4 separate regions of the Mus musculus genome follow, and regions 2, 3 and 4 are each linked to region 1. Evidence: chromatin loops called from intact Hi-C (ENCODE). Cell type or tissue: gastrocnemius. All regions are shown on one strand.

Region 1 (8,000 bases):
TTCTGCAGTACAGCTTACTTTTATAGACTCACACTGAAAGCCTATCACTACCCACAAATCAGTTTACTTTACCAAGCCATGCATGCTACATCCACACATGGGATATGGTACAGCAGTCCAGGACAGGGTGGATATTTGTGAATCAGCATACGATGACTCAAAAGACATTAAATGCAAAGAAGTTACAGGACGGTAAGTAGAATTCAACATTAAAAAATTTATTGAAAGTGTGTATGTCAGCTGGGTGTGATGGCTCATGCCTGTAATCCTCACACTGGATGGGTGTGCACAGGAGGAGTCAGGGTTCAAGGTCAACATCATAGCCTGTCTCAAAAGCATGTGTATTTTGAGGCCAGGTGAGGTTGTTGGGAGCGGGTGAGGCTGCACACACCAGTGATTCTAGCACCCAGAAGGCAGAGGCAGGAAAATCAAGACAGACCCAAGGCCAACCTGATCTGCATAGCAAATTCTATACCAGCCAAGACTAATAGATGTGAGCCCCTGGCTCAAAGGGGACTGACTGGGGGGGGGGGGGGGGCTGGAGAGATGGCTCAATGGTTACGAGAACTTCTGTTCTTGCAGAGGGCTGGGTTTGCTTCCCAGCACCCACATGGAGGCTCACAAGTGTCTTTAACTCCAGTTCTAGGGGATTCAAGTGTCTAGTCTCTAAGGGAACCCATGGATGTGTGCACATACACACCCACAGACATACACATAAAAATAGATAAAATGTCTATGTTTGTAGGTCAAAGTGCTCATATTTGAGGATATACTTATACAAAGATTGTCAGTGTCTCTGCATGGATAGCTTGTATTTTATCAAATAAGATAGTATCATGGAAAAAGTATGTCTAGTTCCATTTAGAAAACGAAATAAAGAGAGCCCCAAGCCTTGAGAAACACAACCTCCTTACAGTGTAGGAAACACTTTCATAACCATTGTCCTACAAGCTCTGGACGAGTTCAAATAAAATAAAAATACTTCGCCATCCATAGGCAAGAAGACAGAACGAAAGAAGCCGCTGGCCCGTCAGGAGTTGAGCGATTTAGAAGCAGCCAAGACTTCAAAACAAGCCCCTCACTTGTTCAGTCCGGCATGACATCATTGCCTCACCCTGATTGTCTCTCCATCAGCCCAGATAAACTTGTCTGAACCCAAAAAGCTCCCCGCCCCTCCAAGAAATACTAGCAGGCGGCCAGGAAATAAAAACCAAATCAAGGTGATCAGGATCCAGATGAGGGAAGATAACTGTGTTTTCAGAAAAAAGGCACCATAGCAAATGCCTAGTGTCACCTATCACAGGGACATAATGGCATTCATCCTAACTGGCCACCATATGGGCAGAAAGGGTTCTCAGACACCAGAAGCCTCCACTCTGGTGTCTCTCAGGCCACGCCCAAGCCCCCCACCCATTCCTTCCCCTCCCTCACTCCAATCCCCCAAAGTTGCAAGGCACCTGGTCCTGGCTCCTCAGCTGATCTGGTTCACAGCAGCACGTGGGGACCACCCGGGGCCAGCTGGGAAAAAGCAGAGGTCAACAGGAAGAAGGAGACTCAATCATGTCTGACAAAAGAGACTCTGGGACAGGAAGTGAGTTTGAGCCAGGAAGGCTGGGGCCTGCTGTCAAGTAGTGAGGCAACCCTGCCAGCCTTGTTACTCAGCTGGAGTTGAGCAAGACCTGGGAGCTTGGGCAAGGGAGTAAGAAATGCCAGTCATAGCTTCAAGGCTCTCCACCTCTGCTGTCTGCGTGTGAACGGCTGCTTCTGGTCCTCTCACCCACTTCTCCCCTCTGTCCCTAAGGACGAATGAACGCTGGCTAACTAATTTAGTGGAGGAGACAAACAGGTGCCAATGTTTTTATGTCTACGCCGGTGCAATAACACAGCAAGTAAGAGCTCAAATTAGGGGTTCGTGGGTGTGGCTCAGTGGTACTCTACTTGCCCAGCCTGGGTAAGGCCCTGGGCTCTGTGGCCAGTGCTCAAAACCAAAACAAACCAGAGAGAGAGAGAGAGAGAGAAGAGAACACAATCTTAAAGGCAGAGAGCTTAGACTTTTCATCCTTGAACCTCGTTTTCCCTCTTAGGAATTGGAGCTAACACCAGTGCTGACTCCTGCCACTGTTTGCCGCTCAGATGGGATAATGTGTATAACTACCTCCATATAAATCCCAAGATCCAGTGAGTCCCTTGAGCTGTCAGCATTGTCCCCTTCCTGCCTTTCCAAGGCTGGTCCATTCCCTAAGTCTTTATCAGATCACGTAAGCCATCCACGTCTCTTGCCTCCACAGTGACTGCCGTTCTCCTGTGCCCATTAGTCTTACCAAATAGAACAGGAGCCATTAGTAAAAGTGGGCACGGATAACACGTTAAAGTTATTGCCTGCTCCTGTCTAGTCTACAAATGTCCGTCTTATGGAAAACAAAATAACAATGCCTTATCTGTTGTTAACAACACAAAACAAGAAGCTTCCCTGGGAAGTCATTTCCCATAGGGGTGTCTTTATTCTCAGAGAAGGCAGGTTTTGTACATACTTGTCTCTAATAGGTGCCTAGGAGGGGCCAGCAAGTACTGGAAGTTAGTCTATAAATATTTGTGGCTCTCAGTGATCTGATGGAAACATGGCCCTATTTAAACCCAGTCCTAAACTGTGAACTGACCTCAAGGGGACAGGATACCTCAGACAGATAGGCAGACATGTAAGGTTACAGAGAGAGGGGTTTACTATAGAACTTACTAAGGAAGTATAGTCTTGAGTGACAGTAAAAACTATAGCTGGCAATCTGGGTCAGAAAGAGGAGTATACTTGTGGGCTGGGACAAAAGTGACTTCATCCTGGCTGGAACATACCTGGTATCTCATAACAAAATATCAAAGAGTCGGGTGTATTCCTGGGGCCAGGGTCTGGTTGTTCAAAGCCCCATATTTGACTTTAATGGTTTTATCTAGTTGTGGTTTGCTGGGAGACCATACAGGAAAAACCGGCCAGGGTTACTCAGGGGCAATCACGGTGGCTATGACTCAAGATGGCTGTGGTCATGTCAAACAAACCCATACCGAAGCACACAGACAAGCTGTACCTGAGCTGAGGGACCCACTGCAACAGGACTAGGGTTTTGCAGGTTGAGGCAAAGCTTTTCATGAAAGCAAGACAAGGCCCCCTGGGCATACTTTAAAAGTGGTTCTCACAATCCCAGAAAGCTCTGAAAGATGGGAAAGGCGTGTGTGCCTAGTCAGGTGATGCTGTGCATTTAATCCCAGCACTTGGAAGGCAAAGGCAGGCAGATCTGAGTTTGAAGCTAGCCAGGTCCACAAAGTGAGTTCCAGAACACGTAGGGCTACACAGACACGCCCTGGAGAGAGAGAGAGAGAGAGAGAGAGAGAGAGAGAGAGAGAGAGAGAGAGAGAGAGAGCTGAAAACTGCCAAGCTGCCTGAAGGCCTCCATCATCTCCACCTCCAGATGAAACCTGCTTAGCCTGCTAAACTCAACTCCCCCTCAAATCATGTTTATCACCTGCTGACCAATAGCCTGGCCCCTGGCTCTCTGCCCCCATCTCCCTGACCCCCTTCTCAGATGATGACGGTCCTGACAGCTGAGATGGCCTCTACTTGATGAGGACCCAGTCCTTGCTTCCTGCAGCATACCTCTCCACCAGAACTGTTCATCTGGCTCCACTCTCCAAGCTTCATCGAGCTTTACTGTGTGCTAGGCACTGGGTGGGGTTTAACCCATTCTGATTTAACGTCAAGACACTCTGTAAGGCCAAGGGTATTCTCATTTACAGATCTGAAAACTGAGCCCCAACATGTTCACAAAAATTGCCCAAGGAGACACCACTCAGTTGATGGATTCAAAGTAGCCATTTGCATTTATCTATAAGATTGTGTTAGGGCTGGAGAGTTGGCTCAGCAGTTAAGAGCACTTGCTGTTCTTCCAGAGGACTGATGCTCAGTCCAGCCCCGACATAGTGGCTCATAACCCCCTGCATCTTCAACTCAGCCCTCTGTGGCCTCTGAAGGCACAAGCAACACACAACAACAACAACAACAACAACAACAACAACAACAACAATGAAAGGAAAACAGGTGGTGGTGGTGCAAGGCTTTATTTAATCTCAGCACTGAGGCATATCTCTGTGAGTTTAAAGCCAACCAGATTTACAGAACTAGTTCCAGGATAGCCAAGGCTAAAGAAACCCTGTCTCAAAAATAAACAAACAAACAAATACATAAATGGAATTAGGTTTGCTCCTGGATGCGCCTGGGTGTGAGTCCCTCTCACCCACTGCAGCGCAGAGACAGGACTTCGCACAAAGAGCACACACTAAACTCAATTCTGAGCATAAGTCATCAAAAAAAAAAAAAAAAAAAAAGGGAATTTGTTTAAAAGGCAGAATCGGGCCTCACTTGACAGCTACAGAATCAGAATTTACATTTTCACAGGAAAACCAGGGAATGGGCACGTTTTTCATAGTTAGAGGCCACCACAGGTGCACACTGAATTGAGTGGGGTGGTACTCTAGAGGAGTCCAAAAGCAAAGCAAGCATAGAAAAACAAAACCCCAAACTTCACAGGGTTCTTGATTTTGAGAATTTCACCCCTGGATGTAGCAGAGTCAAAAACTAGAACTAGGAAGCTCTCCACACTCTGTTCAATGTCAACATTCTAGAAATGTCAACAAGACCTTGGACTAAGATGGAAATATGGACAGCAAAGAGCTGTCTTTAGAGCGCCACCTGCTGGTTCTAGTAACGCATTTCTGCTAGGGTAACCCAGCAGCTCTGCCTCTAAGCCTTCTATAAATAGTGAATCCTTAAGAGTCTTTCTGGGGGGTGGGGTGGGGGGGGGTGTTGTTATTTATGCTTCTTCAACATTCATCATTCCTTTTTCCAGTGACTGGTTCAGGCAATTCCTTACTCTCTAAATAACAACAGTGGATCACTCCTCATTTGCTTAGCCCCTCCGCATCTTCAATTCGGTCCAGTTCATCCAGGCCTTTTTACTAGAGCGAAAAGTTTTAGGATTTAGCTAAGAAAGCCTTCCGACTAGTCAAAGTAGTAACACACCTCACCCTCGGTGTTCTGACTAAGAAAAAAGACATAAAGATGTCAAATTGGTCCCAGCAACCAAACTTTTTAGCAGTCACATGGACACGTCCCTCGTTGTCTTATGTTTATAGCAGTCTAAATCAGGAAGAGGCAGGCAAGGAGGCACATGCCTCCAATCCCAGCACTTGAGATGCTGAGACCAGAGGATCTCTAAGAGTTCCAGGCCAGCCTTGTCTACATAGAGAATTTCAGGCCAGCCAGGGTTACACAATGAGGTTCTGTCTCAAAAAGTAAAATCAGGCCGGGCAGTAGTGGCACACACCTTGAATCCCAGCACTTGGGAGGCAGAGGCAGGCAGATTTCTGAGTTCCAGGCCAGCCTGGTCTACAGGGTGAGTTCCAGGACAGCCAGGGCTACACAGAGAAACCCTGTCTCGAAAAACCAAAAAAAAAAAAAAAAAAAAAAAAGCCAAGGGAAAAAAAAAAAGTAAAATCAGTAAGAAAGCCATCCCAAAAGAAAACTGGATGCCAGACACAAAATCATAGTAGAAAAAAATGCAAATAGGAGAAGACATCTCAATTTTAAAAATTTTGTTTATTTTTGGTTTTTCAAGACATGGTCTCTTTGTGTAGCCCTGGCTGGCCTGGAACTGTCTGTAGACCAGGCTGGCCTTGAATTCAGAAATTCACCTGCCTCTGCCTTCCAAGTGCTAGGATCAAAGGCGTGCACCGCCACTGCCCAGCTGACATTTAAACTTTTTACTTAGTTTTGGGTCTGGAGAGATGATCCAGCATTTTAGAGCGAGATTCAATTCTCAGCACAACCCCTGTAACTCCCGTTCTAGCAGATCCAACACCTTCTGTGTTCTTACCTCCCAGGGCACCAGGCACACAAGTGAGACACATACATGCATGCAGGCAAAACATTCAGACACATAAAACAAATCTTCTAACAAGTTTTAGGCCGGGCGTGGTGGTACTCCTTTAATCCTAGCGTTCGGGCAAACAGAGATTGGCAGATCTCTGTGAGTTCAAGGTTAGCCTGGTCTATATATCGAGTTCCAGGACCACCAAGGCTACATAGAGAGATCACCCCTGTCTCCAAAAAGAGACTTGATGTGCCAGGGTAAGGTGATACCCAAGGGAAGCTACCACATTTACAGAGGAGAAGGGGAGGGGAGATGGGAGGAGGGACTATATGAAGGGGGGTGGGGGGGCAGGGACAGCAATCAGGGTGTTAAGCGAATAAATAAATGAAAAAAAGTAAAAATGGTAATGAATAATATCCTCAATAATAGCTAGTATTACTCACCTCATGATACTTTTAGAGAGCTTAAAAGTATCTGAAGCACTAAATTGTAAACTTCCCTAAACCTAGGGATTGTTTGATGTAGGAATCAAAAGAAAGAAACCATCCTGATTGATGGGTGAGATGGGACTCTTCATATATTTTTAAACTTATTAAAGTTCAAGACAATACTCGATGTGACGCTGTATCTTCTTTGTTTAAGTTATTTGTTCCTCTCTGTCTGGGCTTTCCTTCCTGGGAGTCATTTTTCTGCTTGGAGATCTTCCTTCCAGACAGGGAAACGGCTGGTTAAGAGTGCTTGCCTGGCTTAACCACACTGAGCTGGATGGTGGTGGCTCAGGCCTGTCACCAAAGCACTAGAGGCAAGAGAAGCAGGAGTTCAAGGGCATCCTTGGCTAAGCAGCGAGCCTCAGGCCACCAGGGATACCTGGGACTATGTCTCAAAAAAAAAAAAATCTAAATTGACACCTACGTTTTTTAATGTATGTGAGTACACTGTCGCCGTCTTCAGACACACCAGAAGAGGGCATCAGATCTCACGCCAGATGGTTGTGAGTCACAATGTGGTTGCTGGAAATTGAACTCAGGACCTTTGGAGAAGAAGTCAGTGCTCTTAACCGCTGAGCCATCTCTCCAGCTGGACACCTACCCTCTTCCAGCCATTTGGAGATGACAGTGTGTGTTCTTAACTTCCATTGTCTTTTATCTTGAAAGTGAACTGTCAGCATTCTTCTTGTACAAAAGGTATACATTTTCTCAACTTTAAAACACAATTTAGGGGCTGAAGAGATGGCTCAGAGCTTAAGAGCACTGGCTGCTCTTCCAGAGGTCCTGAGTTCAATTCCCAGCAACCATATTGTGGCTCACAACCCATCTATCTGTATTGGGATCTGACGCCCTCTTCTGGTGTGTCTGAAAACAGCAACGGTATACTCACATATATAAAATAAATAAATCTTAAAAACAAAACAAAACAAAAAAACAATTTAACTGCATTTACATGTGTACCTGAGTGCGCACATGTGTGTGCTTACTATGGCATCTGTGTCCAGGTCAGAAGGACTTAGTTATCCTTCCATCACAGGGATCCGGGGATGGAATTCAGACGCTCAGGCTTGGTGCCAGGAGCCTTTACCTGCTGGACCACCTCACTGGCCCTTCTTGTCGTTTTTTTCTTTTTGTTTTCGAAATATTTAACTAATGTACCTGAATGTCGGATCTACATGTTCGCCTGTATGCCGGAAGCACATTACAGATGGGTGTGGCACCCAGCGCCCTTAACCGCTGAGCCATCTCTCCAGCCCCTAACGCCTGCCGTCTTGTATGCAGATTTTTCCTGAGATGCACAGTTTCCATGGTTTAAAGTCTGCTCACCAGCATTGCAAAATTCAGTCTGTAACTCCCAACTCATGCTCCTGACTGCTTACTTGCTTCTAATTACCATATTCACCCCTTCCCAGCTGGCTCCAACCCTTCCCAGCGGGCTCCAACCCTTCCCAGTGGGCTCCAGCTATGTGCTTGGCTGCATTTTTTTTACTTTCTCTACTGTGATTTAGACTGAATATTTCCTACTGACCTGTCTTCAAGTTTACTAATCCTCTCTTCTATTCTAGCTATTTTACATCTGATTCTTTTTTTTTTTTTT
Region 2 (8,000 bases), 66 kb before region 1:
CAGGTGGAGGAGATGCGGACCCAGCTGGAGGAGCTGGAGGACGAGCTGCAGGCCACTGAGGATGCCAAGCTCCGCCTGGAAGTCAACATGCAGGCCATGAAGGCCCAGTTTGAGAGGGACCTGCAAACCCGAGATGAGCAGAATGAAGAAAAGAAGCGGCTGCTGCTTAAGCAGGTGGGTGGAGGGAGGCTCTGCCGTGCCCTGGGAAGCACTAGCAGGAGGAAAGGCTGAGTCTGGCAGTAAGGGGTTTAGATAGTCTCTCTCCAACATCACTGCTGCCTAGCCAGGCTGTCTGTCCATCAAAGGGAAGCCATGAGAGCACTCAGGGTCTAAGAATAGGGACCCACCTGCCCAGCAGATGGGGGGACACTGCAGATTCCCATCACTCAGATGTCATGGCCTCCTTAAGTCACCCACCCTTAAAGGGCTCCTTAGAAGAGAAAGAAAAGGGTTGATAGTTAATTTTGTGAGTGTATGTTTGGTTGGTTGATTGGTTTCTTCTCTATGTACTCAAACTCAGAGTTTAATTCCAAGTGCCTGGCTTATATTACATTTTTTAAACCTAAAAAGAATCTCACGATTGGTCTGGAGAGATGGCTCAGTGGTTCAGAGCACTGGCTGCTCTTTCAGAGGTCGTGAGTTCAGTTTCCAGCCCACATGGTGGCTCACAGCCATCTCTAATGGGATCTGATGCCCTCTTCTGGCCTTCAGCTAGGCATGCATGTCATATTAAATATAGACAGAACGCTCAAAATATTTAAATAAATAGATCTTAAGGAAATTTGTGGTTGATGTTTCTGAGGTATGTGTGTGTGTGTGTGTGTGTGTGTGTGTGTGTGTGTGTGTGTGTGTGCGTGTGCTTTGAAAGTGATTTTGGATACTTTGAGTGTCCCTTGGAGTTCATGGAAACCAGTCTTGATTTATATTTAATTTTATTTTACTACTTTTGTTTCACTAACATTAACTTGATTCATTCTTTATTGTTGACTAACTTACGCCAAACGTAGTGAGTTAAAGCCACATTTCTGGCGTCCCGTTTCTGTGGGGTGGCCTGGGTTGGGCTGGAGGAGGTGACGCATGCGCTCACCCTCCCAGCATGGACAGGAACCTCAGCACTTGTTAGCAGCCTGGCTGAAGGCTGCTCGCATGCCCTGTGGAGGCCACCTGCCCAAGAGCAAAAGGCCCAGGGAAGCCAGCGAGAGCTGTGCCTTTACAGTTCATCCCTCTCGTCCTCTTCTCTAGAAGTGAGTCCCAAGTTCAGCCCACACACAGGACCTCTTCAAGGACAATTTTCCAAGAACTGATAGATGTATTTAAAGCACACTGAAGAACCTCAGGGCAGTTTCCATACCTAAAGAGCCTCCTTATCCCAAGCGCAGCAGAGCCAGATCTGCAGCATACAGTCAGGTGCGGAGACTCACCACAGTGGAAGCAACCATCTGTCCCTTCCTCCTCCTGGTCGTCTGCAGGAGCAGGTGCAACAGATCCATGGTCTCCCCTTGGAGAAGACCCCCCCTTAGGCTTCTTGGTGTCACTCAAAGAGCACCTCCCTTCCCACTTTGCCAGTTCATGACAAGTGATCTATCTGCTCAGAGCCCCCACTGCAAGATCACCTAGGGCACCTACATACATGGGAGTTTTTCCTGGATGAATGGAAATGCAGGACAGACCAGGAAGCTCACGGCACAGCTCCCAGTCTGGACAGTTTTAGTTCATTGTTAGTACAGGCATTAGGGTTGGACTGAAATGATAAACACACACACACACACACCCGCTTCTCCTCTCCCACCCACCCCCTCTGCCTCACACAAGGGTACAAGTAACCAGGACTGTGCCATCCTGTCCTGTGGTACAGCTAAAGCGTCAAGAACACCCCAGAATGAGTGGCCATGGGGGATGGGGTGTGTTGCTCTACCCCAGCTCACGTTTGTCTGTGTATCTTCCTCTCCTCCTGTGTGCTGTGTGCTCTAAAGCTTTCCTGTGGCCTCAGCTGCTAGCTTCCCTTTGCTGGTCTATCAAGTGGGGCTTCTGCCTGGTCTGAAGCCCAAAACCTGAGCGAGCCTAGCTCTGCAGCATGGATCCCAGACACATAAGTCAGGCCTAGCTCCCTCGCTCCAGGACACGGTTAGGGTTAGGGTTGAGCCTGTTCCCCTGGCCTCTGGACTGCTGCCCTGTGCTCCAGGCGTCTTTCCTGTTTGTTAAATCATTATCCTCTGCTTCCTATCTTTCTGACTCAGTCACCTGGACTGTGAGCCTAAGGTCTTCCCTCTTGGGTCCCCTAGTGCTACCAGCAGGCGTGGCCTCTCCCATGGGGTGGTTTCCAAGACCTTCTGAACTAAGCCCAGACCTGCTAATAAGACATAGGGACTTGTTGGTAACAGGGACCTCTGCAAAGTGACAAGCTCCCCTAGCCAAAGTATCAAGAGCCCAGGATAACGTAATCCAACACTGTCCTTCAGGTGCGGGAGCTCGAGGCAGAGCTGGAGGATGAGCGGAAACAGCGGGCACTGGCTGTGGCGTCAAAGAAGAAGATGGAGATAGACCTGAAGGACCTGGAGGCTCAGATCGAGGCTGCGAACAAAGCCCGGGATGAAGTGATCAAGCAGCTTCGCAAACTTCAGGTAGGGATGGCAGGCTTACCTTGGTGGGACAGGCCACATAGCCTTACTGGAACCAAGATGAAACTGAAGCTGGAAGACCATGCAGCACCCAACTGTCACCTTGTCACCGAGCCACTGTCATGATGAGGACCAGAGCAGCTGTCCCCTAGGTTACTGGGTTTTCTTTTGAGTCAGAGCTGGGGATGGTGGCCAGGAGGAGTGTCCTTGCTGGAATCTGGTCCTGTGCCCCTAAATGCCCTTAGCAACAACTTCACTGTCTAGCTCTGTCTCCAAAGGGAAGTGGTGTCCCTTTCCTCCTGCACTGCTGGGAATGTAATTTTCAGACAGCTGCAAGCATCACTCTTGCTACCTGGATGATACAGTTCTATAGCCTCGCTGAGAAGAGGAGCGGTATGCATGATAAAGTACGGTGTGGGCTGACCCTGCTCTTCCTGGCTGGGTGTAGGCACTGATGGGAAAGGAAAGAGGTGTAAACTGTGACCAAAACTTCAGAAAAATCTTTCCTTTAACTTCATAATTCTACATCTTCATGCATCCATTCAACATCTTAGCCAAGGCAGGACTGTGCATGAACAGCCCCAGGATGAAGGAGATGGCAGTGGTGATTTGCTCAGAGCTGCACACATGCACAGCCGCAGGGTTAGGAGCAGAGGGTCCACTTTTGTGTGCTCTCTAAAGCTGGCGATGGCTGACCTTAGAAGAGCACTTGCTGCTCTTGCCCAGGACCAACCCAGGTTGGGTCCCAGCACCCACTGCATGGTGGCTCTCGTGCTGCCCTCTACTGGCCTCCGTGGGTACTGCATTCGTGGTGCATCGGCATACAAACTGGCTAAACACACACACACATACAAAATTTTAAATTTTTGAAGCTGAATTCAAACTTTTATTTTGACTTGATAATTACAAAAAATATTACTCATTACAAAAATATAATGCTGAATGTGTTTAATAGCTGTTTATCAGATATTCCCAGGTCACAGAATCTGTGTCCTTTTGCTTTGGGATGCTTATCCTGAGTTGGACTCTCAGCTCTAATCACACTCTCCGTCCTCCTCAGTCATGCTCTAGCTCGTTTCTCCAGTGCCTGTCACTGAAGCTGGAGTTCAGATGCAGCCAGGAGATGTCTGGCCAGCAGGCCACAGAGATCCTCCTGTCTGTTCCCCAGCCCGGGGACTCCAGGCTCAGCCAGCTTTTGTGGGTGCTGGGAATCCAAACTTTACCTTCATGTTTGTGTAGCAGCGACTCTCACAGCTCGCCTCTCGCCCTTTGAACTTCAGGATTAAGTAGAGACTGAGGTTGGACATCCCTATTTGATGATCTGTCTGTCGGGGGAAACATACATTAAAGCTTCATTTTCTTCATAGCTGGTTGAATTTTTATAATGAAAAGGTGATTATATCAGATGCCACTACTGTAGCTAACTAAGTGATACAGTTGTGTGAATGCATTTGTGCAATTCTGAGAATAAACGTCACTCCCTGAAAGGCCTTTCTTATTTAACCTCAGGCACAGATGAAGGATTACCAGCGTGAACTAGAAGAGGCTCGAGCATCTAGAGATGAGATTTTTGCTCAATCCAAAGAAAGTGAAAAGAAACTGAAGAGTCTAGAAGCAGAAATTCTTCAGCTGCAAGAGGTATCTTTGCTTTGTCCTTAGAGTCGCTCTGAGACTACAGGAAATGTGTTTTATGGCCTTGATGGTGTGATTTCAGTTCAGCACCCCTGCTAGCGAGCGAGCGCTCTGTTGCTTGCTTGTGCATATTCTTTTACCTGGCTAACGGCACAACAGCTCATTAGTAAGACAGCCTTCTAGAATGCTCCCCTGAGGGAAAGGGGTGGGATGGGTGAGGCCTGCCCAGGGAGGGATGTTGTCTCACACAGGAGTGCTGTCCCCTTACAGAAAGAGCGGCAGGTTCCGTTGAATTCTGGAGCGGAACATCTTAAAACAAGCACTTTTCACTCATCCTTTACGAAGGTCTCCATCATACGTAGCAGGCAGGACAGAATCCTACCCAAGTAATAAGGCACCTAGAGTGCATTTCTCTCTATACATTTTCCAGATTTTCTCAAAAGATAATGACCTGAAATGTTGGCTGGACAACAGTTGCCATGAGAACTCACCAGCACAGGCTACAGCCGCTGCTGAGACCCTGTCAGTCCGGGAGAGGCTGAGAAATGAAAACTGGACCAGACATGGAGCCGAGCCCAGGCTTAGCCTGAGTGCCAGCTTTTAGTCCTTTCATATTTTCTATTTTATTGTGTTTTATTTATTTCCTGTGGGATATTTTTCTCCTTCTGTGAGGTGTGTATGCATGTGCGTCAGGGAGTGAAACCGGGGCCTCGAGCACGCTCACACATGCCCCAGCACGGTTGATGGCTCCTGTCTCCATACACTCTGAGACACAGATTCCCTCTAAGGTTCTTTTTCTTCATCCCACAAACTTTGACACAGGGCAATTTTGCTGTCGCAATGCTGTATTTTTCTTATTTCTATGAATGGCTTCTTTGATCCACAACTAATTTAAAAGTGTGGTTAGACTTCCAAACAGACTCCATTTGCTTTTTGGTTGCTCTGTACTTCAGCATACCATGGTCAGCAGCTGCAAGGCCTTGAACGAGCTGTGATCTGGTGTGGCCAGTGTCTCTGTAGGGTTCAGAGTTGAATCTTGTGCTCGATGACTGTAGGGAACATGCAAGGATGGTGGGATACAGCCACTGCACACCAGTGACAGTGAAGCGCTTCCTTGGTGGCCTTTGTTTACTGGGCCTGTAGCACATCTGGCCTCCTTCCTTATAGAGACTGCTGCTTGGTTGTGTGGAAAGCATGAGGGGACTGACCATGGCCAGAGCCTAACTCAGTTTAAACTCATTCAGGAGCTGGCCTCATCCGAGCGAGCCCGCCGACACGCAGAGCAGGAGCGAGACGAGCTGGCTGATGAGATCGCCAACAGCGCCTCTGGAAAGTGAGTCTTCCTCGACAGCAGGCAAATGGGAGGGGTGGCGTGGAAGCGCTAGCATTCGGCCTACCCTGTGCACAGGCTAGGCACAGTCACCTGACATCGCAGAGTAAGTGGGCTTGCTCATCTCTTCAGGTCTAAAAGGATGACAAGAAGTCTGGGCATCCTCAGCCACTGCCTGTCACACATAGGGCCACACACTCATATGCCCATGCACACACATGCGTGTACACCTGTGGCGGTAGGTGCCACTGGCCTTACAGAGTGCACATCCACAGACTGCCTGAAAGCCTTTGGAACAAGAGATAGAACTCTTAGTTCCTCCAGCACCATGGCTGCCTAGATGCTGCCATAGTGCCCTCCATAATGATAATAGACTGAACGTGTAAGCAAGCCTCAATTAAATATTGTCTTTTATAAGAGTTGCGGTGTTCATGGTGTCTCTTCATAACAATGAAACCTTAACTAAAACACCATAACATGTATGCCAATATTGCATCCTTGAGTATACCTTGATGTACTGGCCATTACCATAGCTCATGGGGCCCACAGATGGATAAGACTGTTGATAACTTTCCTCCTCTCAGGATCCTAAATTAGCCCCTTCTGTTACTATGAATGTTTTCCAGCAAGGAAAAAGCTTCCTTGTCAGTACCAATTTGATTTCTCCATGTTGTCATGTATAGGGTTTACCATAAAGTTACTATAGGAAATGTAAAGTGGCAATCAATAGTTGTTTTTGTTTGGATAGTTGCCAAGACACCACTGACCAAACCTGGCACCTGAGGGCCTCCCTTTCAGACTTGGCTTGGCTAGTAGCTTCCTTACAATCTTCCTTGGAGTTTCTTGGTTTTGTTTTTGTTTGGGGGTTTGTTTGTTTGTTTGTTTTTTTCTTTTTTCTTTTTTTTTTTTTTGGTTTTTCGAGACAGGGTTTCTCTGTATAGCCCTGGCTGTCCTGGAACTCACTCTGTAGACCAGGGTGGCCTCGAACTCAGAAATCCGCCTGCCTCTGCCTCCCAAGTGCTGGGATTAAAGGCGTGCGCCACCACGCCCGGCTTGGTTTGTTTGTTTTTAATGATTTCTTTTGACCAATTAAGTTGCTTTCTCCTTGGGAGTGCTAGGACATTAGAGTTCATCCAAGATCTTGGCCAAATTCTAGAGGCAGAGTTAAGCAGCAGAGAGGTCACCACAGTGGTTCAGAGGACAGTGCAGGACCAGGAAGGCAGATTTGGGAAGGAAAGAGAACTGTCTGAGGGTGGGGCTTACCCACAGATCAGGGATAAATGCAGGGACTAATCGGGAGTCACACTCACAGTTCTCATCCTATGCTCTGTGCTCGGCCCCTTCCTCGAGCTTAGGTCTGCGCTGTTGGATGAGAAGCGGCGCCTGGAAGCGCGGATCGCACAGCTGGAAGAGGAGCTGGAGGAGGAGCAGAGCAACATGGAGCTGCTCAATGACCGCTTCCGCAAGACCACGCTGCAGGTGCCATGCGGCCGGCCCTGGGGGCAGCAGCATTGCCCCTGCACAGGTTATCTGACCTCCCTCCTCTTGTAGGTGGACACACTGAACACAGAGCTGGCAGCAGAGCGCAGCGCTGCCCAGAAGAGTGACAATGCCCGCCAGCAGCTGGAGCGACAAAACAAGGAGCTGAAGGCCAAGCTGCAGGAGCTGGAGGGGGCAGTCAAGTCCAAGTTCAAGGCTACCATCTCAGCCCTGGAAGCCAAGATTGGGCAGCTGGAGGAGCAGCTTGAGCAGGAAGCCAAGTAAGATGTTGTGGGCCATCTCATGACCCAGAAGTAGCCTCGCCCATAGGAACACCCAGTGCAAGGGAATGTGGGAATGCAGGGTGTGTGACCTGCACAGGAGCTAGAAGGTTCTGAGAGCAGTGAGAGCCGTGCCTAAGGAGGGGCTGGGGCTCTGCCTGGCCCTGCTGGAAGTCCTCATGCTGCCCCATGACTTCCTAGCACCAGCATCTTTATGGATTCACTGCAGACTTCTGATGGTTGCACCCTGTGAGGTGCTCATTTGCAGTATTTCTCAAAAGCATTCTCCCCCAGGCAGTTTCCATCACACCAAATGAATCAAAGCACTGCATGGGATGGAATGAGCAGGCGGCTGCAGCAGGTGGTAGCACTCCTACCCACCTCGTTGGGGAGGATGGGACCGGAAATGCAGCCCCGGTGCTACATCCCTAGCCCTCCCCCCACTCGGCCTGAAGTGTCTCCAGCAAGGCACGGCAATGAAGCTTTCACTAGCAAGGTTTAAGTCGCCTTACCTGACTCCACCAGACCCAGATCCAGCTAGGAAGGAACAGTTCCTGTCTGCAGGGACTCTCCGTGTTCATCTCCTCTAACCAGGCGCAGTCCCAGGCCAGAGAGTGGTGGTTATTTCACTGTTCCCCAGTGGGTAGGGTTTGCTGCTTC
Region 3 (8,000 bases), 310 kb before region 1:
AATCTGATGTCACCAGCCATCAGGTTTTCCATGTTCATCACATTCCATGGACTAGAAAAGTACAGTGCCAACTCCCCAAACAGCAGCCAACTGTTGACTGGCCTCAGATGAATAAAACAGAGTTACATGCATGAGATAGATTTTTCCCCCTGCCAAGTATTTTGCCTATTGCTCACATTCTAAAATCTTCTAATTTTGCCTTCCCTTTACTCTGGGGTCTGTCACTTTGTTCTCATTAAGCTCTCAAAGAGCTCTTGATTCTGTTGCTGCCCCCCTGGTTGGTCCTTTGGCTTTTGCCTTCCGGCCAGGTGAAGCAGAAACCGGCTGCGGTTCAAGAGTGCAGGGCCAGAGGAGGTGTTCCAGGACACAGGGAAACCCTGTGGTCAAGCTGGTCCAGGGCCGTGCTCTTTGGTTCGGATAGAGCATGGGAGATAAGCTGACTGGAAGAGTAACACCAACAGGAAAGCCTCCCTGGGCGATGGAGCTGATGACGCCACTCTGTCTGTGTGGCCACAGAAGCTTGGAGGCAGCCATGTTGCTACCATAGCAAAACCTAGCTGGGAACCAAGCTGAAAATTTAGAAGGGAGGGGCAGACTAAGAAGTGGTAGATGGAGCCAGGCAGTGGTGGCTCGAATCTTTAATCCTAGCACTTGGGAAGCAGAGGCAGGCGGATTTCTGAGTTCGAGGCCTGTCAGGTCTACAGCGTGAGTTCCAGGAAAGCCAGGGCTACACAGAGAAACCATGTCTTGAAAAACCAAAAAAAAGAAAGAAAGAAGGAAGGAAAGAAGAAAAGAAGTGGTAGAAGTGGCAGAGGTAGATGGACAGGATGAGATGGAACAAGTTCAACATTTAAGCAGTGGATAATTCAAGAAGCATGGGGCAGGGCAGGCAAAACCCATGAAGATTGTGAGATAAACCGACATATGGAAGAAGGAGGTGCAGGGTCAAAGACTCAGCTTTGAATTGTGACTTACATTCTGTCATCTCCTCAAACTAGACAGTCAGGTAAATGTCACAAGGTCAAAGTCCATCTAATTCTTATCTCCCAACCTGGTGGCTCTAGGTGACGTCATGACGTTCTGACAGTCATGATTCTGGCGAAGCAGAGAGTAAGTACCTAGCGAGCCATGAGCTGTTCCACTCACGTTTATTTGGAGTGGGTTTTGTAGACTGGGCAATCCTAGTGGGGTGGGTGGAGTGTTAGGGAAAGTGGTCAAAGGCTTCTGCAGCCCCACAGCTTTCGAAAATGATGACAGTTATTGCCACCTCTTAGAGACATACACCGCTTATTAGCAACCCGGGGCTCTCGGGAGCTCTGTAGTTAACAGACCTACTTAGCTCTGTTTGATCTTAGCCAATCCCTGTGTATCACTGCCTGACAACGTTTGCAGAAACGGTACTCCCTAGGAGATGTTTGGGAAATACCGAAGTTAGCAGGTTCTGGGTGGCCTGGTGCTTCAGGGCAAATCTGGGCTCCCAGGCTAGCAAACCTCCCTGACATTGTACTAAGAACTTGACAAAGGTCCTCTCATTTAGTCAGAACACCAAATTTATGAAGTGAGCTATTACTATACCCTCATGTCATGAGTGACATGGCTGAACTTCAGAAAGGTAAAAGTTCAAATCATATCTGTCCGACCTGGGAGGTCCATACTCTCAACTGCTATGCTAAACTAATTTAGATAGTGAGAGACTACTCTGGGCAAGGAGCGGTTAGGTGGGGTAGGACCACAGCAGGGATAGCTTGTGTGGGGGTTGATTTCATATGAGGAATCATAAAAAAATAAAATAAGGCTGGGCAGATGTGAACATCCTGTATGCCAAAGAAGGAAAGGAGGGGTGCATACTGGTTGAACTTTGCCTCTGTGCCAGATATCCACATGCAGTCATGTTTGCAATTCCCTAAAGCGATGTTCAATTACAATAAACCAGAGCTCGCAGAAATGAGCTGACCGAGTTGCCCAGGATCGTAATAATTAAATAGTAGATCCATGGCTTGGACGTACATATGACCCAGCAAAGCCCACAGCCTTCCTTCGGCCTTCCTCTAGTTTTTGACGCTCTCCTGAGGGTTGTGTTGTAAATGGTGAACTGGAGCTACACAGGATGCTGAGCACTGAGATCTGTTTTGGAGTGACCATGGCATGTCCACGAGAGAAGGCACTGCATCCAGAAAGAGGGAAAGTACTAAAGAGCAACAATGTTGCGATGTTGACAGAAATGAGTCCCACAGATACAATCAGAATGTCTCTCTGGCTGTTGACTAAATAATGAAACAAACAGTTAAAAAAAAAAAAAGGTTTCAGCAATCATGTGTCCATGAGATGGGGAGATCACAAAGCTGTCAGTACCAGATCTGAGAGCAATGCACAGATCATAAAATTATAGGTACAACAGTGGCTGGAGAGATGGCTCAGTGGCTGAGAGCACTTTTCCCTTTTCTAGAGGACCATAGTTTAGTTCCAAGCATCCACCCTGGCCAGTTCAGGCCTGTGACACTAGCTTTAGGGAACGAATGCTATACCTTCTGACTTCCATGGGCACCTGCACACACCTAGTGCACACACACTCATACACATAAACAAAAAGAAAAAAATTCATTTCTGTTCTTCTAACCTGGCACCAAGTCTCTGGTTCCATGCCCAGTAGGCACACGGGGCCCCATGCCCAGTCTACTGGCCAAGCGGTTTGTCCTCAAGGCAGGGGCCCCGCTGGTGGTGTCTGAGTCTGAGGAATAACCTACAGGAGTTGATGCTTTTGTATGTATGTGACTCCAGTTCAGGGGCCTGGTAGGCACCATAGGCGTGAGGGTTCTATGGCACCCAGTAACGTTTTCCCCAGGTCAACCAACCCCCACAGACAGCAGCCTCGAGCATCTGCAACTCTCTGCTCTTTGCAAGGGATGGTACCATCCTCTTAAGCCTGAAGAACCATTTTCTACCTCTCCCCTAGAAGTCAGAGTGTATAAACTGTTGAAAAGGGTCTAAAGGGAATGAGGGCAGGAAGAGAGAGAGAGAGAGAGAGAGAGAGAGAGAGAGAGAGAGAGAGAGAGAGAGAGAGAGAGAGAGAAGCTGGGCCAGAGGGTTGGAAGCAGTCCACTAGGGGGCACCAAACATACTAGGATTCCACTTCCTCCAGTAACCTGGTCTCATGCCCTTCCCAAAGCTCCAGCAGACGATGATGCCAGGCGGCCCCGTAGCCCATCAGCTCTCCGAGGCTGCAAGAATAGGAAAACATGAGATGAAGCGTCGAGTTAGATTTTTTTAGAGGCAGGAAACAAGTCAAAGAGAGGGATCTGAAAATCCGCAACGCAGATTCTCGCTAGCATTGGCCAGCAAGAAACAGGTCGCACCAGCTCTGAGTAAACGTGGGTATCGCTTCCTGAGAACACAGGTTACCCTGACGCGGCTTTCACTCTGAAACAGGAGAAATGACAGTATGAATCCCTTGCGTTTCCTAGGATGGTTGAGGGGCCACATGAGGTCAGAGTCACAAATAATAAGCCAGTTTCGCAGATGCTGGCTACCTGCTCCTCAGGCCCCTCCCCTCCGACAAGTTTCTCACTCTCCCCAGCTTTTGGTGTGAGTGATTTCAAAGGGGCTTCGTGGTGTTTATGAGTCCGATTCACTAAGTGTTCACTGGAGCCTCTATGAAGTGGGGAAGATGCGATTTGATGCCAAACAAGTTGAAGAAAATCCAAGAGTCTCTGCTCTCATTGAATTAAAATCCCCTGCTTTGGGCATGGGTGAGATGGCTCGGTGGGTAAAGGCAGTCAGCAGAGAGAAAGGGCACACGGCAAAGCGCAGAGGTGTGTGGTCAGAGTCTAATGTGCGGACTGTATGAAGAAGCAGAACAGAGCAGCCTGCGCTAGGGCTCGAATAAGGTTTGTACTCTTCAAAACTCACCTTGGGATGAAGTGCGGTCGTGGGATACTGTGGGATACTGAGAAGGTGGGAACTTAATCTAACTGTGGTGTTTGGAGGTGAGACCTTACAGAGGTCATTAGGATTCCGTAACATTATCGACGTGACTTTCCCATGGTGGCCTTAAAAAGAGACAGAGATAGAGGAGAGGGGCAGACATACAGAGAGAGACAGAGACACAGAGAGACACAGAGAGATGGGCAGATGACACACCCACACAAGCAATGGGCTGTACTGGCTCCACCCTGAGAACGGGAACTCTCTCAGGTGGGAAAGACTGCTCTGCACACAAAAGCACTTGCTTGCGGAAGCCTGTGGACCTGAGCTTAATGCCTGGAACCTACATAAGGGTGGGAAGGGTGAACTGAGCCCACAAAATTAACTTCCAGCCTCCACATGAATGGCGCATTAGCACCCTATATACTATACACACCATCACCACCACCACCACACCACCATCATCATCATCACCACCACCACCATCATCATCATTTTTACCAGCAGACCTGCTAACCAACATAAACCTTTTTGACTTATCCACTCTGTGATATTATACTATTAGCAATATAAAGGGGCTTAATACAAATCATTTTGTCATTTCCTCTTTAACTCAGAGACAATTATTTTTTTAGTAGTCTTTGGCCAGGAACAACACAGAGCTTTTGTTTTGTTTCGGGTTCAGTTTTGTTTTGAGACAGGGTCTCTCTACATATTCCCGGCTGTCCCGGAACTCACTCTGTAGAACAGACTGGCTTTGTACCCTCAGAGATCTATCTGCCTCTGCCTCCCAGGTATTAGGACTAAAGGCCTGAGCTATTACTCCTGGCAAACAAGTTTTCAGGAGCACAGAATTTTTTAAGTGCTCTTTTTCTTTATTTAATTTTTTTTTTTTTTTTTTGCTTCATTCCATTATACTTCAACTATAGTTAAAGATTGCCAGCTCTTTGTAATTTTTTTTGGTAGGTTGTGGACATTTTCTCTGTTAGCTAAAAAAAATGCATGTGCATAATGATACGATTCTATTATCCAAATGTTCTTTCTTACATGCTGTCATGGTCTAGACCCAGTTTGAGTGTGTCTATCAAGGGGCTCAGAACTGGAAGCTTGATCACTATCTGGTGATATCAAGAGGTGACGGACGGAACCTTTAAGAGATGAAACATAGTGAAAGGTCAAAGGTCAGATTAGCTCCCCTCGGTGCTCCCTGACCTTCTATCTCCCCCTGTCTCCTCTCTCTCTCTCTCTCTCTCTGTGTGTGTCTCTATGTCTCTCTCTGTGTATGCATGTATGTCTGTTTCTCTTTTTCTGACTCTGTCTCTGCCTATGTGTGTCTCTGTGTGTGTGTGTGTCTGTGTCTCTGTGTGTGTGTGTGTGTGTGTGTGTGTGTGTGTGACACAAAACACAAATTCTCACCGTGTCATCCACTGTGGAGTTGCACAGGGTGGGGTGGGGTGTGCTCAGCAGAGGCAGCACTCTGTCCCTGGACTCCAGCCCCCAAACTGTGAGCCAAATAAAACTCTCTTTGCAAGTTCTCAGATGTTTGGAGAAAACTGACTAATGTACCTATATTTAGACTTCTTGACTCGCCATAGTCTGGAAAAGGTGCGCTACGTAATTGTGGACAGGGATTTCTCCCATTGTAATTGGTTGTTGCTGAATGTAACTTGAGACCCTGTTGCTACATCATACGGTATATCTGTGTTTATGGTTATTTCTCCTTGGTTTGTTATTCTGCACTAATCTACAAAGTTTCTTTTTATCTTTTATCTATTCGTATCTTTAATTTTATTCTGTTTTTATTGCTATTCTGAAGCTTCCCCTCCCCCACCCCAAATATGCCCAGGTTTTAAACCTTTTTAATTTTCTAATTTTGCTCAAACGATCTCTTGCTAGCAATGTACTATTAGATTTTTTTTTAGAGATTTTTAATTCTTATTTTATGTGTGTGAATGCGTTTCCTACATATATTTGTGTGGACCACATATGTGCCTTGTGCCTGTGGAGGTCAGGGACAGTGGAACTGATTTTACAAAGAGTTGTGAGCTACCATGTGGGTGTTGGAAATCAAACCTGGGTCCTTTGCAAGAACAAATGCTCTTAACTGCTGAGCCATCTCACCACATGCCTGCATAGCAGCTACTTATAATCTCTGTGCTTTGTGGATTTAACTCATCTATGTTTGTTCCTATTGTTACCTGAGGCCCTCCACTAGTCCCTCTTGTGTTGTTGTAAGGTATTTAATAACTCTATTGGTTCTTATTATAACCTGGCCAGACCAAATAATCAAGGCAGAATCCTATGGATTTATTTAATCAGCTTTACCACAATGACTGGGCGATTACCCCTAAACTATTTTACTTACGCTAGATTGCCTATTTCCCAGCTGTGTCCCCCAAGTTACTTGCTGTTTGAGTCTCACCAGGCTTATTTCTGTTCCATCAGTCTGTCCTCTGTCCTCAGGGGGCACTTCTCTGGCCACATGCTCCTGGTCTATCCTGTCTAACGGCGACCTCCTGCTTCCTCCATCCTCTCTCTCTCTCTCTCTCTCTCTCTCTCTCCCTCTCTCTCTCTCTCTCTCTCTCTCTCCTGTTTGTTCTTCCTCCCTTCTTCCCCTTTGTCCCCCTCCCCCTTCCTCCATTCTCTTCCATGCCACCCCCCTCAGTCCTGTAAACAAAGCCCCCAAAGAAGTCCCACCTACCTCTAGTCTACCCAGTAACTGACTGTAACCACTTTTATTTAACCAGTAGCTTTAAATTGGGGTGCAAGGTTCACACAACAAAGGCAAGTTTCAGGACTACACCGAGAACCCCTGTCTCGAACCCCACCCCCAAATAAGTAAATAAATAAATAACCATAATGTCCCAGAAGTGGAGTTTTTCTAATTTGGACAATGTATTGGTTATTTTGTTCAGATAAGGTTTTGATACAACTCTAAAGACATCAATTCCATTAGCTTTGACACTGCGAACTTTTGACACCTAGTAGACAAGCAAGATGCATTGATCTATTGAAAGTTGGTATTTTCCTTTTGATAGATGATTTTCAGATCATTCTGTAGTTTTGGCACATTTCCTAGATTCTAGAAAAGTTTTGTCACGTTGCCAGGACATTTATTTGAGAGAGGTCTCATTGTGTGGCCTGGTTAGACTTTAGCTTACTTTGCAGTCCAGGCTCGCCCGGAACTCACAGAGATCCACCCGCCTCTCTACATAGTCCTGACTGTCCTGGAACTTACCTGGTAGACCATGCTGGCCTTGAACTGAAAAAGATCGGTCTTCCTCAGCCTCCCGAGTTTTGGGATTAAAGATGTGCAAGCCCACCTCCAGGCTGTGGTTATTTGACTCACAGGCTGTTACAAAACCCTCTCCTCAGTGTCACCAAAAGCAATCAATACCCGGCAATATCTCAGCTGCCCACGCTGTCATTTGGGTTGCAGAAAACATGAGTGTGGCCAACAATAAAAGTTTACAAAAACATCTTTGAGAAGTAGAAAAGCACTGGATACTTTTTAAAGCCCCAACATTCCTGGGGCTCTAGAAGGCTCAGTATGCCTGAATGATTAGGAAAGATGTTACAAGGAGGAAAGTCGCAGTCACCTCTGGCTGACCTGAATCCTTGTGCAAGCTGGACATCTAATGGCTGCCTGAATTGGCTCCTTGAGAAAGAACGGAAGACATGTGCACACACATGTGCACACACACACACACACACACACACACGCACGCATTTAGGGAGATCTTCTGATCAGTCATTGGCTGACCACTAAATCATTGGCTGACCACTAAATTATACTGACCTACGAGTGAACCCCAGGAGACAAGACTTAAAAATGAAAATAAAAACTTCTTTAAAAAAAAAAAAGCTAACAGAAAACTTGGATCTTGCACAGTGCAGAGAATGTAAAATGTACAAAAATAATTCAGAAGATGTGTGAAACAAGGTCCTAAACAATAAAAACAAACCCAAGAAACCCATCTGAGGACAAGGTTGCCACGTTGTTAAAAAATATCTAAAATGTGGATTCTCAACAGAAAATCACAAGATGTGTGTGTGTGTGTGTGTGTGTGTGTGTGTGT
Region 4 (8,000 bases), 55 kb before region 1:
CTACTGACAGGTACCTTAGTTCTGTGTTCATGTGGCCCTGACCCTTCCTTCAACCACACCTGGTCTCTTAGAACATTGTGAACCTAACCTGCACTTGTGTCTCTCATTTCCTGTGAATAGTGATCACTGTCTCAGTGAGCAAACTGGGAGAGGGGCTTTGGCGGCTTAGGGGTGGGTTTGGATTGGGGAAGCAGCATCCATTTGGGGTTCTCCTGCCCATCTCCCAAGGGGTGACCCTGCCCCTCAAATTCATGGTGTCCCCACCGTCTCAATGTGAATAGTCTCAGAGCTCTGTGCACAGAGAGGACAGTGGCCACAACACATAAGGTGCCCCGGGTGGCAGCCATCACAGTAACTTCCAGGTGGTCTCCTGAGTGTCTGGCTTGATAATGCCCTCAATTCAGGAGTGAGCCTCTGTGACCCTTGGGGTGCTCGCAGAAGGCCTCTCCAAGCAGTCAAGCCCTCTTGCAAATTCAGCCACTGCTTTGAGCCCAAAACGGGAATATTAGTTTTATGTCGGAGGTGTGTTCCAAGTTTGTCAATGAGGCTATAGCCTCAAGAAGATGCCATCTGCCTGAATGTTGACATGCCAGCGGGCGTGTGACCCTTCATTTTCCCTTTCCCTTCCTTTGGACAGTGTTACAATGAACACTTAGCATTCTGTTTTTGGTTGATAGTTGAGCAAACTGACATTACAGAAAGTGCCTTAGACACTACAGTACTAAGACAATGTTAAATATATTATTTGCCTCTATAACAACTTAATGTATTAAGTTCTGACTGTGCTTCATATCATGTACCTCTCTAGTGAAGTAGATGCGCAAACATTCAGTGACAGCAAATCAGTGTTAGTGACAAGCCCCGACCGTGGCGATGTGCTGGAAAACACGGACCTTTTGGGTTAAAAGCTTTAACATCTGTGAGGAAGAACTGGTCACATGGGTTTGGAATCTTTGATTTCCCCTGTATGAATTGTACTGGCTGTTGACCACCAGACACCTGACTGCAAATATCTTTTCTTGTATTCCCATATTTCTAGACAATGATTTTTGTAAGACAATAAATTTATTCATTATAGATATTTGCGCCTGCTCTGTTTACTTGGAGGAAAAAGCACCCGTTGAGAACAAACAGACCTCAATAAACAAGAATAATCATGTGACCATGGACTCTGCTTCCGCACCTTCTGTTCTTGGTTTCCCATCTGTGGTCTGACTGGAGGGGGAATCACACACCTGAACCAAGCACACCAGGGTGGGGGTCTCCCAAAAACAGCAAACAGCCAACACCTGAAGGCAGGGGACAATGTACAAGTGTTTGGCCCAGTCACTGAAGACTAGACTAGGTTAGACCATTTTTAAGGAATCCCAGAAGTTTGGGATTGCATGTCTGTACCAGAGAAGTGTAGGAAACAAATGGGGAGGAGCCGCTGGCTCCCCACAAGCAACCTTTCTGGTATCTACTGTCTGGGATTGTAAAGAAACCCTAGGAAGCATGAAGTGAGCACACACACCCTAGGTGTATTTAGGCCTCTTCAACACAAGGGCGTAGGAAACCCATCCTGGCCATGGGAGAAGAAAGGTGGTTGGTGGGACAGAGATCCAGGCGGGCTTCACCTTTGGGACCGTATCCTAGAACTCGGATGTAGAAGCCTGTTTTTCTCAATCATTCTTTCCTCCTGTGCAGCCTGACTGGCATGTCAGCGTCTCAACAATTCAGCCTGCCAGGAGAGACAGACTCTGTGGACCAAGACCAGTTCCTGATTCCACAAAGATGCTAAGTTGAAGGAACCATTGATCGCTAGACAATTCCTCCCTCTGTAGTCAAATGTAATTTGAAAAGTCTCTCCTGGACAAGGCATGGGTACTCACACTGCAACCACAGCACTGAACCGATTCCTGGCTTGACGGCAGGCTTCCAACATCCTGACACCAGGAAGACTCCAGGACCTCTGTTTCTCATCCGTTTCCTCCAACGCCTGAACATTAGCTAAGATGTCCTTCTAGCCAACAGCACTGTTGCTGTGGTTTGACTGACCCACAGTTGGGCCCAGTACTACTGAGGGGCAGATGTTAAATACAAAGGAAAAACACTTAGAAAGCAAGCTTCCCTGTCTCAGGCTTGCTCCCACCTCCCACACAAAAACAAATCAGAATGGCTACACATTAGACTCTGGAAGAGAAAACTGATGGCTTCTCTCCCCACAGCCGCAGCAGGTCTGAGAAGAAAGCCTGTGGACTAGGCGGTTAAGAGCACTGACTGCTCTTTCGAAGGTCCTGAGTTCAAATCCCAGCAACCACATAATGGCTCACAACCATCCTTAATGAGATTGGATGCCCTCTTCTGACGACAGCTACAGTGAACTTATATATAATAATAAATATATATAAAAAAGCCAGCAAGCCTGTGGCCACATCACCCCCATGGCTGGTCCCTCTGCTTCCCTACCTTCCTAAGACAGTAAGAGCAGTCTCCAGCCTTCACTAAAAGGCTGTCCTAGCTCAGCTACGGGCCAGACCCTACAGTCTACTCCTGCCCAGTGACACAGCTGTCAGGAATGTGACATGGAACTATGTTCACCTCACAGTGCTGGTCAATACTAGCTACCTATGGGCTGGATATTACATTCCCTATGTGTTATACCAAGTAGGGAGCCCATATCCTTCAAACCCTATGAGGCTGGAAATTCAGTCTAACTCTTTACAGTGGTGTGGCCTTCATTTGTTTTCAAAGGACAACCAATGAGTTTCATGCCAGCTGACTGAGACGATACAGCTGGTGTAGATTCTAAAATGCCCAAAATCTCACACATCAGTCACTGTCAGTAGGTGTCTGTCACTGCCTGACTCACGGCAGAATGGCTGTCAGCCACTCGGGAGAAAGTTCTGAAAGTGACAGTGAGATGTGCCTTTCAGGAATGACACCCACACCACAGCAAAGGATGCTGACTCTACTTGGGAAAATACGAAGAAGGGCTACTCTGGATCAGAAGAGTAATTCAGAATGCAGGCCCACAGTCAAGTCCTTCTAGGCACTCTCTCCTCCTTCTCATGGTATGTCAACTGTGATACACTTAGAAGTGCCAGGTGTGGTGAGCCAGCCACGCCTTTAACCCTAGCACTGGGGAAGCCAGGGCAACGGACCTACCGAGAAATCTTTCTGCAGACAGTCAAAGAAAGCTTTCAGTAATATTAGAAGTATATGGGAGCTGGAGAGATGGCTCGGTGATCCAAAACCCTTTCCTGGCCTCCACGGGCACCAGGCACGTATATGATGCACATACAGACATGCAGGCCGAATACCTCCACACAGAAAGTAAAGGTCTGGGAGATAAGCATTTCACTGTTCTCAGTGGTGAAGGGGATCTTCTAACAGTGGTGTCTCGGGGCCTGCGGAATGGCTCTCTCGAGTCCAGAGCCAGGAGACACACGAGCAGCTGTTTTGGTCCTCCCTGAGGTGGCAGGTGGCTCAGCAGCCACCCCGCCTGCCTCTCAGCACAGGTCTCAGTAACAATGTTATTACTATGACTTTTCTTTGGGCAACCTTGGCGACAGTTTTAAAATCTGGAGAGTAAGTCACACTTACTACACACTTTGCATCCCTGGATTTGTTGTTTTAAACTGAATGTGTTGCCACTTGTAAGTTTTCTTCTCACTGACTACATCAGCACCCTGCCCATCCCATGCCCTGCCACCAGACACTGGGGGTTTAGTGTATTTTAATATCATGGAGTAGTATCCCAAAAGCAAACTTTTATAGCCTTACACTATAAGGCTAGATTAAGACATGGAGAGTAACATCATAAAATGAGTGACTTAAAAGATCAATAGCCCTTCCCTATCATGCAGGAGTCAGTAAATATTATTTTTCCTAGCTCCAATCTCTAGTGCAGCAAGCAGCGGGGCTTGCCGCTGAACCTCTCTCATTCCACTCATGGGTGGCATTTCCTCAGGCCCTCTGCCAGCCCAGCAGTGAGCCCTGCCCTCGCAGGCATCCCCACAACCACAATCCAGGCAGGACTCTACCTACTGCATGTTAGCAGAGACGGCATCAAGCATGACACCTATGTTTATAAACTTCAGTGTGCTTGGTCGCGTCTGCCTCCGGGAAGGCTGACAGGAAAGGCGAGCAGAAATCCTGTGGGTGCAGATGGACAGCGGAATAAATCATCATAAAACAGCACAAACTCCATCTGGTCCCCCAACAGGAGCGCTAACAGACTGTTGTTTCTGCAGGTGCCTCTTCAAGCCAGGCCCAGTGAACCGCAGCTATCAAGCTCAGGGGTCAGGAGGCTGAGGCAGGAGGAATGCCTCGGGTCCGCACTACACATCGAATTGCTAAACCTCCCGTTTGGGAAGAGAGCACAACAGAAAAAGATAATAGTCCCATGGCCAGTCCTGGCCTTGCTCTGAGCTGTCCTTTCTGCAAACAGGGGCAAGTGGCTGCCCTGTCTCATCTATGCAGTGCCCACCCCACCCCTGGCCCCACAGTAGATATTGAGTCTCTCCGCTGACTACTAAGCCAAGAAGTGGGACCCTGTCTTCTACTGTTGAGGAAGACACTGAGTGGGGTTGGAGGAGTGTGGATTAGTACTTCCAAGAGGGAAGGCTTCCCCAGAACCAACAGACCAAGCTCATCAAATCCACCAGGAGAACAGGCCCTCGGGCAACTATATTAGAAGCAAGATTCAGGCCAGCAAGACAAAGTAGCCTGAACCATCATCCGTCTCACAGGGTGCTAAAGAAGAGCCCTCACAAACAGCGTCCACATGGGTCACATGGAGAGGGCTACTACAAACATGTTAAAGACAGAGGACTGACTGGACATCTTCCCAGCAAGAGACAGAAAGTAAGTGTAACACGCTGCTGCGTTGGCAGACCTGGACCCAAAGCAACAGCAGCCATCCCTGTCTACCCCCATCATGAACCCACAAGCAGCAGTAGACAGAGCAGTCTGGGTAAGTCCATGGGTACGAAACCTCAGAAGATCTGAGAAATCCCTTGAGGCCAGAGTGGGGGGGCTCAGCCTCACCTGAGTCCACCAAAGGAGTCTAAGTGCTTAGTATCTTTTAGGTCTTGGGTCTGCTAACTGCTCAAACTCTGACCTATCCATCCTTCCAAAGTAGTGAGACAGGGTAGACTATCTTATACTCTTCAGAGCACACATGGCTACCAGTGCCTCCTGGTCAGTCAGCCTAGGACAAAATCTCTAACAACAAACTATAAAGAGGTTGTTGTCATGTTAACAGAAAGTTAAAGGTTATCTTGTTTCCTAGTCATTTAGGAATCTGATTTCCTTAACTTTGCTTTTGCTCACTTGGTTTTGTTCTTGTTTTATAGTTTGGTTTGGGGGCTGAGGGTGGAGATGGGGTTGCTATACATACTTCTCGTGGTCCTGGACCTCACTATGTAGAGCAGGCTAGCCTTGAACTTGAACTCAGAAATCCACCTGCCTATACACCACACTCCGCACACTTGTAGTTTTAAGCCATAAGTATGCTGCTGTAAGCAGGCAGGGTTCAGAACACAAGGCACTCATACACACCCCATTGTAGTTTCTTCAACATGGCACCTGCAACTTTGCTACCAAACACCAGGACTTTCTCTCACTTGCTAACATCAACCCAGGGAAAGAAGTGTGAGGACAGCCCACACCCATGCAATGTCTCTAACTGCAGCACTTCCGGTAAACAATGTCGTATGCAGTGCAAACGGAAGAGCCGTGCCTGGGCCCACGAAGGCACACCATGGCGAGCCCACCAGTCCTGCCATCCTGTGGGGCCATTCTCAGGCTGCCCCTGGGAATGGTACAAGACGAGAAACATACATGACTACAGTCTCTCCTGTGGCCTCAATCTTATCATTTCCTACCTGTTCTCCATCATATCCGTGTGGGAGAAGAGACACTGAACTGCCTCCATGTAGTCTTTTCTCATGGAACAGCAGGAACCAAATAAAGCAATCTCGACCCTTTTTTTTTTTTTTTCTGTGAAATTTATTGTTTCCACATTAAAAGATTTTTTTTTGGAGGGAAGTATCTTCTTTTAACCACATGATGATCCTATACAGCTGCCCAGAGTAGGACACCATCGTAAGTCATTAATTAACATGCCATATGAGTCTGAATAAATAAAAGCTACAAAGCCCAAGTTATATACAAATATCTTAGGCAATAATGTTTACAAACCTATGTACAATAAAACAAATGTAAACAGTAAGTGCAGCATGAGAATAATCATAGGGTGCAAGGGACAAACACCTAGCCAGTCTGCCCCCGAGAGCTGGCATTAGCCAGCCCCAGAATCAGGCCCCTCAACCCTTCCCAATGCAACTGGATGGACCTTCAGAGGAGAAAACAAAAATGCTCTGAGAGATGTCATTGAACTGAGGGCCTGGAATGCTGGCGAGGAGATTGCCACCTGCCTCCTGAGTCTGAGGACAGAGGAGAAGGCAACACAGAGGCTCGGCCCTGAAGTGCCCATGTCCCGGCTGCCCCTGCCTCCTGCAGCTCAGACAGGTATCTCGCTGCTTTGAGAAACAAGCAATGGAATGGACTGCTTACATAAAGTCAGAAGGTACAGACAATGTTCCATAATTCAGAGATGTTCCTGACTCTGACAGAAACAGGCCTGAACTGCAGGGGTGAGGCTAGGGGACACATGATTGTGAGCACTGAAGATGCTTGGCAGAAGCTTAGAAGGTCTTATCAACCTGATTGAGGGGAAACTTCTAGAAGATCTGCAATGTCCTAAACACAACTAAATCCTATCAGCACAGCAAAGATGGGGGCTATGAGGCAGATGTGATGAATGGGTACTTCCACATCCAGTGATCGAGTAATACACGTATGTATCACTTGTGACCCACAAAAGTGCAATCATGTGAAACCAACGGCACTACGGCGAGAAGAGAAAATAGCCAGTATTGATATCGCGCAGAGTCCTGGGGCTGGGCAGGGCCCAGCAGCCGCCACTGCATGCAGCCTGCCCTCTGCCAGCGGTGAAGAGGCGGACAGAGGGGCACAGGGCTGGACCCAGGCACCGAGGGACGAGGCGTAGGTGTCCTGGGCTGCTGGAAGAGGGCAGGGGCCCCACCTGGAGGCCGGGCACTCACACACTGAGAGGCAGCATACCCGGTGCTGACGATGGGCGTGAGGAGCCCAGCCCAGGAGGAGGAGGAGCTGGATCAAAGCCATTTACTGCCCTGTGGGGTGACCAGAATAGCAAGGGAAGAAAAAAAGAAAAAGAGACTCATTTAAAATCACTCTACACATAGGAAACTTAGCTGCTTTCTGTAACTAGTCCTCTTCCTTACCCACAGTAGGATCACAGCTATTCAAAGCACTGGAGAATGGCTTGTTCTCAATCCTGGGGTACTAAGACCATGTGCACCTTTCTAGGCAACTTTGCCATATGAGCCACCATAAACAAATTCTGATTTTCTGAGAGCTCATTAAATAATTATACAACAAACAATGAAATATAAATACTACTATTAAGAATGTATTCTATAGTACTTTTAATAGGAACATATTCAGAATGTATTTAATGATATAAGGAAAAAGGGTCAAGCTATCTAAACTGCCTATGTTCAGTGTTTATTTGAAAGAAAAGAGCAGGGCAGTAGTGGTGCACGCCTTTAATCCCAGCACTCGGCAGGCAGAGGCAGGCAGAGCTCTGTGAGTTCAAGGACATCTACAGAGAGAGTTTCAGGACTTCATGGAGAAACCCTGTCTCAAAACAAAACAAAACAAAAAAACAGAACAAACCCCTCCCAAAAAAGAAAGAAAATGCAAGCAGTGTACAGCCTAGGTTCTATTCTATTCTAGCCTTTTACACAGACACTATGATCTATGTAGTTAAGTCTAGAATGAATATAGATGCATACACATATGTAAACATATAATCTATGGTATATATATATATATATATATATATACATACATACATACATATTATATATACACATATATAATCATCTATGTCATAGAAGAAAATTTTA

The links. Peaks named below come from ENCODE experiments on the same cell type or tissue, not always from the same donor. Only the 100,000 strongest peaks of a DNase experiment are listed, where the experiment ranks them.
Region 2: a loop joins it to region 1, with 9 times the contacts of the local background. A loop is called at or near these places in 11 of 42 quality-filtered maps.
Region 3: a loop joins it to region 1, with 4 times the contacts of the local background. A loop is called at or near these places in 14 of 42 quality-filtered maps.
Region 4: a loop joins it to region 1, with 2.7 times the contacts of the local background. A loop is called at or near these places in 9 of 42 quality-filtered maps.

What each region holds. Positions count from the first base shown.
Region 1 is chr11:68,870,324-68,878,323 of GRCm38, forward strand. No RefSeq gene overlaps it. Among named protein-coding and RNA genes, the nearest start is that of Rnf222, 14 kb to the right of the region's middle. In gastrocnemius, a CTCF peak has its summit at 4,740 (motif pointing left); a DNase peak (open chromatin) is centred at 4,737; H3K4me3 peaks cover 713 bases; H3K27ac peaks cover 2,991 bases.
Region 2 is chr11:68,804,666-68,812,665 of GRCm38, forward strand. Myh10 (myosin, heavy polypeptide 10, non-muscle) reads left to right here. Exons shown (of 41, transcript NM_175260.2): 33 at 1-174; 34 at 2,460-2,621; 35 at 4,128-4,256; 36 at 5,495-5,583; 37 at 6,936-7,059; 38 at 7,132-7,340. Among named protein-coding and RNA genes, the nearest start is that of Ndel1, 44 kb to the right of the region's middle. In gastrocnemius, a CTCF peak has its summit at 700 (motif pointing left); DNase peaks (open chromatin) are centred at 675 and 3,393.
Region 3 is chr11:68,563,494-68,571,493 of GRCm38, forward strand. The region is part of intron 1 of Gm40036 (a long non-coding RNA gene); the gene reads left to right. Among named protein-coding and RNA genes, the nearest start is that of Gm40036, 5.3 kb to the left of the region's middle. In gastrocnemius, a CTCF peak has its summit at 3,113 (motif pointing right); DNase peaks (open chromatin) are centred at 2,725 and 3,129; H3K4me3 peaks cover 322 bases.
Region 4 is chr11:68,815,464-68,823,463 of GRCm38, forward strand. It overlaps Myh10 (myosin, heavy polypeptide 10, non-muscle), which reads left to right. Exons shown (of 41, transcript NM_175260.2): 41 at 1-1,161. It overlaps Ndel1 (nudE neurodevelopment protein 1 like 1), which reads right to left. Exons shown (of 9, transcript NM_023668.3): 9 at 5,971-7,202. The coding sequence ends at 7,109. Among named protein-coding and RNA genes, the nearest start is that of Ndel1, 34 kb to the right of the region's middle. In gastrocnemius, no CTCF peak of the experiment used is centred here; DNase peaks (open chromatin) are centred at 4,015 and 7,059.